Linked DNA regions of Homo sapiens: region 2 is linked to region 1. A link is a contact called in ENCODE Hi-C or POLR2A ChIA-PET data. All regions are on one chromosome and are shown on one strand. The core of a region is the stretch at or near the end of the contact, and the rest is flanking DNA. Distances in the headings are between cores, read along the strand shown.

What was found. Hi-C counts contacts between places; a loop is a spot of excess contacts on that map. ChIA-PET counts read pairs that join two places held with the same protein, here RNA polymerase II (POLR2A).
Region 2: POLR2A ChIA-PET joins it to region 1 with 11 read pairs in A673. The contact joins two enhancer-like sites. A Hi-C loop is called at or near these places in 1 of 168 maps with a recorded cell type or tissue (sciatic nerve). POLR2A ChIA-PET finds 5 or more read pairs at or near these places in 3 of 52 experiments (A673, GM12878 and PC-9).

What each region holds. Positions count from the first base shown.
Region 1 is chr13:98,188,495-98,193,130 of GRCh38, forward strand. All of the region lies in intron 1 of FARP1 (FERM, ARH/RhoGEF and pleckstrin domain protein 1), which reads left to right. Among named protein-coding and RNA genes, the nearest start is that of RNF113B, 14 kb to the left of the region's middle. Within about 2 kb of position 2,562, at least 3 of the 41 ENCODE cell types and tissues checked have a DNase peak (open chromatin) inside an H3K27ac peak, as active enhancers do.
Region 2 is chr13:98,583,321-98,587,560 of GRCh38, forward strand. No RefSeq gene overlaps it. Among named protein-coding and RNA genes, the nearest start is that of STK24-AS1, 8.2 kb to the left of the region's middle. Within about 2 kb of position 2,176, at least 4 of the 41 ENCODE cell types and tissues checked have a DNase peak (open chromatin) inside an H3K27ac peak, as active enhancers do.

The sequences.
Region 1 (4,636 bases), core at 1,312-3,811:
AGGTTGCAGTGAGCCGAGATCATGCCATTACACTCCAGCCTGGGGGACAGGGTGAGACTCCGTCTCAAAAGAAAAAAAAAGGAGAAAGAAGTTTTCTAGCTAGAAAGGAGAGGCTAAGATGTCTGAAGGCTTAAAGCGGTGCCCTTGTGCCTTGACTGCTTCCTGGGTTGCCCAGGCTGACCTGCGGGTCCCCTGTGGGCTTCACTATGGCTCTAAGGGAGGTGGAGTCTGCGGTGTCCACACCCCCTGCACTCTGAAGGACCCTCCTTCCTTGAGAGAAGTCCCTGCGAAGTCCTCCTTCAGAAGTGTTCGGGGGGTGAAACGGGGACGCATGTCCTGCACATCCGAGGCTCACCGTATGGGCCCAGGCTCCTTTCTGTCATTGATACCAATTGACCTTATGTGTGCTGAGGACAGTCTTTGGCCCTGGACCCAGGATGTTTCTGAGGTTACAAGTCCAGCTTGGTGGCAAACCGATAAGGCCCATGAAGGCTCGCCAGCTCCACAGGTGTCAGACGGGCCTCAGGGCAGGAGTGTCTTTCTCCTCTCCTTGTCCTGTGATGCAGGTCACTTCCCATGATGTCCCCAGTGAATGGCCCGGGCTGGGTTGCCTGATGGGTGCTGGCCTGTGGGAATGTACTCCTTAACAAGGAGGAAGAGCCAGGTGTGCCCAGTGGCCAAGAACATGAACCCATGCCCCCTTGCAGGGCTTCAAGTAGATCAGGCAGCTGGGGCAGATTTCTTAAGGCTGTGGTCAGAAATGAGTACTTTTTTTTTTTTTTTGGTCATCATAAAGCAGTACAGGAAAAGCACTTAAAATATATTTAAGGCCTTTAATTTATAATGCATTCTTAAATAAATGTTCTTTGTCTACCTAAATTACCATGGACTGTTTCAGACCAAGTTCACAGAAGGTATTTTTTCATTTTTTGTGCCATACTTTGGTCATTTTAACAGGCAGACAAGAACAGCTTTTGATGATGAGAGAATCATTAAAGATTCTGTTAAGAAACCTGGTATTATAATGAGCAGAACAGAAAGGAACTTGAGTATATGATAAATTAGTTAACCAGATTATGTAAGTTGTAGGAATAGAAATTCCCTAACCAGCCCAATATGTATTCAAATTAAATACGTATTCGAGAGGGAGAATATTTACTTATTATTGCCATGCATATTATAGAAAACTTCTCAAGTCAGGCATCGTTGAATTTTCAATTTAAAAACTAGTTTGAGGCATAATGTAATAAATCTGTTTTGCATTTTTATTTTCAGTTTCCCAGGAAAGATTTCAGTTATAGATGGTGTATTATCACAATTTCAGGAGCAACAGTTGAGATTTGTGATTTCTATTAACCAAAGCCTTTTGGGTTGGCTATTCTTGTTGAAAAACTTAATTAAAAATTATTTTTTACTGCTTATTTAAAACATTTTTACCTTTTTCATGCAAGTTCTCTGTCTTCAAATTATACCGTGTTTCCTTTACTAGAAATGTCTGTATTTAGTGACCGAAGATTGCCCTTGTCTTCTGTTCTTGGCCAGTTGCCACTGTCCCTCCCCCTCATCCCTGCACCGTTGGTTCTCTTGACCCTGTCTGTAATGGCTTTATATTAACTTTTCTCTTTTTGAGTTGATCCGCTGAAAAATTTTAATGGTGGTGGGATTAAAGAGATCCCCACTTCTTTGTCATTTCCTTTAAAAATATTTTACAATTTTCTCCTTTTCTACAAGGTTTTTTTGCATCAATATAGGAACAATTATGGTGCAAACCTTTTACAACAAACTCTATTCCTGCATTGTACCTCCACACCACCAGGGTAAATGGTAAAACTCTGAGAACTTCCCTTTTTCTCAGGCTGTTGTTTCTAGAGATACATTCATTATAAATCAGTGTTGAAAAAGCTCCTACCTCAAAGTCTTTAACTCTGTATATGTTTATTTTGTGCTCTCTCTTATCTTCCAAACTTATTAGAAGCAAAATCAAGGTTGACTGATAGGAAATTAGCAGGATCCCTTTCCTTCCCAGCTGGGAAATGGGTAATAAGCATCAGATGACATTTCATTTACTTATTTATTATTATTTTTAGAAACAGGGTCTCGCTCTGTTACTGAGGCTGGAGTGCAGTGGCACAATCATAGCTCACTGCAGTCTCAGCTCCTGGTCTCAAGCCATCCTCCCATCTCAGCATCCTGAGAAGCTAGGACTATAGGTGCATGCCACCATGCCCAGCTTTTTAAGTTTTTTTTTTTTTTTTTGGAGAGACAGGGTCTTGAACTTCTGGCCTCAAGTGATTCTCCCCGCTTGGCCTCCCAAAGTGCTTAGATTACAGGCATGAGCCAACATGCCCAGCCTCATATGATATTTCAAGTAGATCTATGAGTGATCATTCCATGATTTTCTTTTTTAAAATAAAAACAGTGACATAGGTAGTCCTTGACTCCAGAATACCAATTACAAGTGTTCTGGATATATGGACACTGCATCTTATCATCTCCCCCGGTCCTGCCTCTGGCACTGTGCCCACCCATGCCCAATCCTTCCTAAAAGCAGAGCTGACACGCAACGTGGCCAGGACCTTTCCTCTCCGGCCCGACACTGCTGGAGGCATTAAGGGAACTCCCGGGCCTACCCCAGCTGTCGTGGTGACCTCTGATGCTGCTAGGTTCCTCATAATGGTGCCTGTTTTTCCTATTTCCAGGAGCTTCAACCTGTAGAACCCTTGACCGTACTAACCTTTGAGAACACTGCCTGTGTTCTCAACATCAAAGAGCAACCTTGGGAGTCTCGGACTGGGTGAAACGAGCACTGGGGATGTTGAACTGGGCTTCAGAATATACTTGTCAACAGAAATGAAACTAAATAGCAGTTAGGTCTTGTTCATAGTGTTGTTAAGCTTCATCGTGGTGAAATGGGCTTTCCAGGGTTGACTTGAGAACTCTTCCACCATGTAATAGTGGAAAATGCTTTGGGGTATGAAGTATTCATCAATATGAGAGTAAATATTTGGAATATAAACCTGTTCATACTGTATAGACTACCAACGTGAATTTCATCTCAATTATGAAAGCATTCTGGGAGACTATGCTTCTTCATTTTATTTTCAGTATTTCTTTTTTTCCTTCCTGTAATATAGCAATAAGACCAACCTCTTAGTTAAATAAATTTGGCCAGGTACAGTGGCTCATGCCTGTAATCCCAGCACTTTGGGAGGCCGAGGCGGGCAGATCACCTGAGGTTAGGAGTTTGAGACCAACTTGGCCAACATGGAAAAACCCCGTCCCTACTAAAAATACAAAAGTTAGCTGGGTGTGGTGGCGCATGCCTGTAATCTCAGCTACTCGGGAGGCTGAAGCAGGAGAATCACTTGAACCCAGGAGGCAGAGGTGGCAGTGAGGCAAGATCATGCCACTGCACTCCAGCCTGGGTGACAGAGCAAGACTCTGTCTTAAATAAATTAAATACGTAAGTAAATAAATAAATTTTAGAGAAAAATGACTTGTAGTCCCGAAACCCCAGCAAGTCAAATTCTTTGCATCTGACATCCAGACACTGTGTATTCCTACTCGTTGTGCAGAAGCAATTTTTAAATTCTTTAAAAAAAAAACAAACTTTAACATCATAACAAATTGAGTCCTCTGCATTTCACAGTCTTCATGTTTGTGATTTTTGAGTGTAGACTGTTCTAGGCAGCAGATATGCTACAGTTTGGTTAACCTTTCTTTGCGTTTATAGCCTTTTTATTGCTTGTGTTTATAGCCTTTTTATTCCTTGGGATGATTTCCCAAAGCCAAATTCCTATAAGTGACAAATTATGGGTATTTATGGTATTGGTCCACATTGATTTCTGTGTGTGTTGAATCACATTGCCATCAACCCCAGCAATGTAACATTGACTGTTACTTTTTTTTTTCTGAGATGGAGTCTTGCTCTGTCTCCCAGACTGGAGTGCAGTGGCATGATTTCAGCTCACTGCAACCTCTGCCTCTCAGGTTCAAGGGATTCTCCTGCCTCAGCCTTTCGAGTAGCTGGGATTACAGACATCTGCTACGACGCCTGGGTAATTTTCTGTATGTTTAGTAGAGACAGGGTTTCACCATGTTGGCCAGGCTGGTCTCCAACTCCTGACTTCAGGTGGTCCACCTGCCACAGCCTCCCAAAGTGCTGGGATTACAAGTGTGAGTCACTGCGCCCGGCTGACTTGTTATTCTACTTTCAAAAAGATGATCTCCAGAAAAATTTCCTGGGCCATTTTAAGAAAAATTATTGATTATAGGCAGCTGTTTTAAATTGACCAGAAAAGTGAGGAAGCCAGAGAAATTTGCTTGTACAAGTAATAAAAAAGAACTTGGTCCGTCTAATTTTGAGTTGGTATTTTATCAAGTGAAGTAGATTTAATGAGATGTCTATGTTTCTTCAGTCCCTCACCTAAGCCACAAGTTGTATACGTGTCACACACGCAAACCCCGGCAGGGTGTGTCAGCAACCATTCACAAGTAAGATGCCATGCTGCCAGCCCTTGTCTTCCAATAATTATGGTTGCCAATTACCAGACAACCAGACTGTTCTTTTTTTTTTTTTTCGAGATGGAGTCTCACTCTGTTGCCCAGGCTGGAGTGCAGTGGTGCAATCTAGGCT
Region 2 (4,240 bases), core at 926-3,425, 390 kb after region 1:
TGGTTTTCTCTTTTTCAAGCTGAGATATGGCTCTTCACAGGCCAGCAATCTCTAATTGGTAAATGTGATCACCCTTCATGTGTTTAATATATTATGGAGGAGGATATGTTTGAAAACTACCTTAAAAACTCTCATTTGAAAGGAAAAGAAAAGGAAGGGAGCAGGCATCCATCAGTCCGTAATGTACATGAAACCTTTCTGGAAGATAAGGTCGGGGGGCCTGGGTCAGCCCTTGGGCTGCACTTGGCTCTGCTCTTTGGGAGATGCTCCCTTTTATGTGGTCCTCCATGGCCACCTTGGAGAGAATTCTGGGACAGACTGACCAGCCCACCTCCTGTTGGTGAAGATGTGGGGTTCTGGGGAATATCCTGGAACAGAGTTCCCAATGTTCTCCTTCATAGCACCCTTAGTGCCTCAGTGACTTTTTTTATAGTATCTCTGGGCCAAAGGAAATACCTAACAGGCCAATTAGTTAAGAAAATAGAGGCTGGGTGCAGTGACTCATGCCTGTAATCCCAGCACTTTGGGAGGCCGAGGCAGGTGGATCACGTGGATTACGTGAGGTCAGGAGTTCAAGACCAGCCTGGCCAACATGGCAAAACCTCATCTCTACTAATAATACAAAAATTAGCTGGGCATGGTGGCAGGTGCCTGTAATCTCATCTACTTGGGAGACTGAAGCACGAGAATAGCTTGAACCCAGGAAGCGGAGGTTGTAGTGAGCCAAGATAGTGCCACTGCACTCCAGCCTGGATGACAGAATGAAACTGTGTCTCAAAAAAAAAATTTAAGAAAATAGGTACAAACAAATTAATATGGACTCCTGTCTTAGTAACTTAGCCATTTGAAGAAATAGTACTGTACATTTAAAAATAATAGTTTCATTGTATTCTTAAGTAATCCCAATTACTGATGGGACATGTGTTCCTGTTGGACACTGCACAACTTCCCAATCTTTGAATCACAGTGGACATTGCCACCTTCGTTTTTTGTTCCACATTGATTTTTTGTGTGTTTTTAAATCACAATAACTTCCAAAAATATAAGCAACCACTTTGCAAATAATATGACACCACTGAAAAGAATATAGCATGATCTAATGTTAACCTGAGCTACCCGTCAGTGTGGCATCTGACAGATGTTGAATCTCACTATATTTCCTAAAAAAAAAAAAAGTAAAATATTGCATATGGGCACCTCTGAATTTTCTGCAGTACCCAAGAGCACCTTGGGACAGAGTTTGAGAGCCATGGGCTTAGGGAATTAAACAGTCATCAAGTTTGGGACTGTCCTGGTGATATAACTCCCTTGAAAACTGAGAAGAAACCGCAGCCAGAAGCTTATTGAGTCCAGGCTTTTGAATCTAAACCTCATCACTGGAAGCTCAGCCCTCTGCCCCTTAGGGCCCAAGGTCTTATTCTTTCAGGGTAGTTCTCTGCCTCTGAGTGAGTTGATTGAGGTGATAGGCAGGGTTAATCTGCCCCTGTTTCCCTGGATATACCCCAGGCCTGGCAATGGGGGAAATTATTACTCAGCCAGTAATTAGTACTCAGCAGGAGGAGGGAGGAGCCTGGTGCTAGATCCAAGGATCTTGGAGGATCAGGGTCACTTGATTCTCTGACTTCTCCAGAGTCCCAGGCAGGACCAGCTACATTTGCAAAATAAAAATGTGTGCCCTTGTTCAAAGCATATTAATAGTTTAAAGACTATGAGAATAGAGCAGTAAACCAAGCATAGGGCCCTTCTAAGTGTGGGGTGATGTGTGACCATGCAGGTCACACACCCAGCCTGTAAGCCTGCTCTCAGGCTTACTTCCCAGGTGTTTACCCGCCTCTCTGACTAACTCTCACTTACTCCAACTTGGGAGCGTTCATACAGCTTTTGCATTCTGCAGGAAACATGCCTCTTCCAATTTGGGATTGTTGGTGCAGGCTGGAAAGTCCTCCTTCTGCAAGATTCCGTGGCTTTTATCCAAGACTGCATGGCCTCCTGATGTGCCAATTCGGCTGAAGCCTGTCTATTTCTTCTTGCAACTTACTGAAAGCCACAAAAGTAATCAGCACACTCAGCCTGGTTTTTTTAGACTAAGAACTTCCTAAACACTGGGCTGTGTGGCACACCATTACGGTGGCCGTCCGTGCCCCGAGTCCCAGACAGCTGGGCAGTGCCTGGTATTGAAAGCCTCCAGGCCAATTGCCTCTGGCAGGGAGCACCCTCATCTATTTAGATCAGTGGTGCCTGACACAGACTGTGTTTCTTGATGTCGATGAGGAAGCACCATTGTAAAACTTCATTCTCTGCACTTCCCAGATCCAAAGTCTATAAGTGATTTGAGTCCAAAGGCACAAGAGATACCTGACTCTGATTGGCCTGGGGTGGTGGGAGGGGATAAAATCATCCCTCCTGCATCTAGGGACAGAGGATGATTTATTCAGGAAGGAGGGGATGGTATACCCTAAAAAAAGTGACACTGAACAGATAACAGTCCCGTATCCACTGGAATGGGGGAGTTGGAGGTTTGGTCTATGAAGCCAGCTTCAAATCGAGGTTCACTGGCACCAAGGCTCATCAACTTCCCAAACTCTGAGATTTCTGCTGTCTTCCACTCAGCCTCATGCATACCATTTACCTAATCAATTTTCTTCTGGCACCTTTCACTCCTGGTCCCGGTTTCTATGTATTTATTTAATAGAGATAGGGTCTTGCTCTATCACCCAGGCTAGACTGCAATGAAACAATCATAGCACACTGTGACCTCGAACTCCTGGGCTTAAGCCATTCTCCTGCCTCGGCCTCCTGGGTGGCTGAGATTACAGGTGTTTGCCACCACACCTGGCCATGGTCCCAGTTTTTATGCTTGTCCAGACTCTTTCAGTTTCACAGAAACCCTGTGAAAACTAACTTAGGCAGAAAGAGTAATTAATGGGCTCATGTAACAGGGAATTCTAGTATTTATGAATCAGTCACAGTCAAGTTTTAAGAAGAAAATTGCAGAACATGAAGCTGGCTTCTGAATAGTCCATCTAGGGATTCAAAGAAGGGAATCAGGACTCTGTGGGTTCCTATTTTGGCTCCCTGACCTCTGCTGGCATAACTATTAGGTGGGCTCCTTCCATATGGGAGCAAGACAGTTGCTGTCAGCCTTAGGCCTTCATCATGCTAACAGGTTGAGAGCCTAGATTAAAGGGAGCTGTCTTTCATGACAGATCTGCCAAGAGTCGCAGGGAGGACTCTGAGTGGCCTGGGGTGGTGGGAGGGGACAAGATAATCTCATCTGAATCCAGAAACTGAGAATGATTTATTCAGGAAGGAGGGGGTGGTACGCCCTAAAGCCCTAAATAAAGTGATACTGAGCAGATAAGAGCTCTGTATCCACTGGAGTGGGGGAGCTGGGGGTTTGGTTTGTGCAGCTGCTTAATCTGGCAGTGAGGAAATCTTTATGAAGTTCAAGATCTTCTTATAGAGTTAGAAGGATAGCCAGCCTTTAGATCAGGGGCTGGCAAACTTTTTCCATAAAGGCCAGAAAGTAAATATTTTAGGCTTCATGAACCTTGTGGTCTCTGCCCCAGTTACCCAACTCCACAGTGATATCACTAAGCAGCCATAGACAATACCTATAGAGTGAACATGACTGTATTGTGATGAAACTTTATTTACACAAACAGGTGGCAGGACAGATTTGTACCTGGGAGCCATAGTTTGTTGACCTCTGACCTGAGTGAGTGATTTTGGTAAACTGGGTGAGTGGTAAGAACCATAGAATAGGGTTCAAACAGGACAAGTTTAAGAGAGTAACATAAAGGAATAAAAAGAAACTACAGCCATCTTATGTGAATATGTAGCGTCGACAGAAAGAGATAAAGGAGCCATCCTGGACTGTGAGCTGTAATACATAATTGTAGTTCAAGATAAAGGCAAGGTCCAAAATACATCTATAACTGGTAAGAGCTCAAGGAGGTGAACCTGTCTACAGAGGATTCAGGCCTTCCAGGAACATCACCATGGACCTTCATGAAAAGGGGGTCATGGAAGACCATCTGTGAGGAATCATGAGCTCTGGAAAGTCAGGGTGCAAGTTTATTTTTTTTCTTTGTGACCCCAACAGTGTTCCCACCATAAGAATATAAAAGAATCGTGTAGAAAATACTTGTTCATAAGTCAGACGCAGGCAAGCTTTAATAGAGAATACTGAGTTTTAATAATAGAATTATTTAGAAAATACTTAGGCCGAGCATGGTGG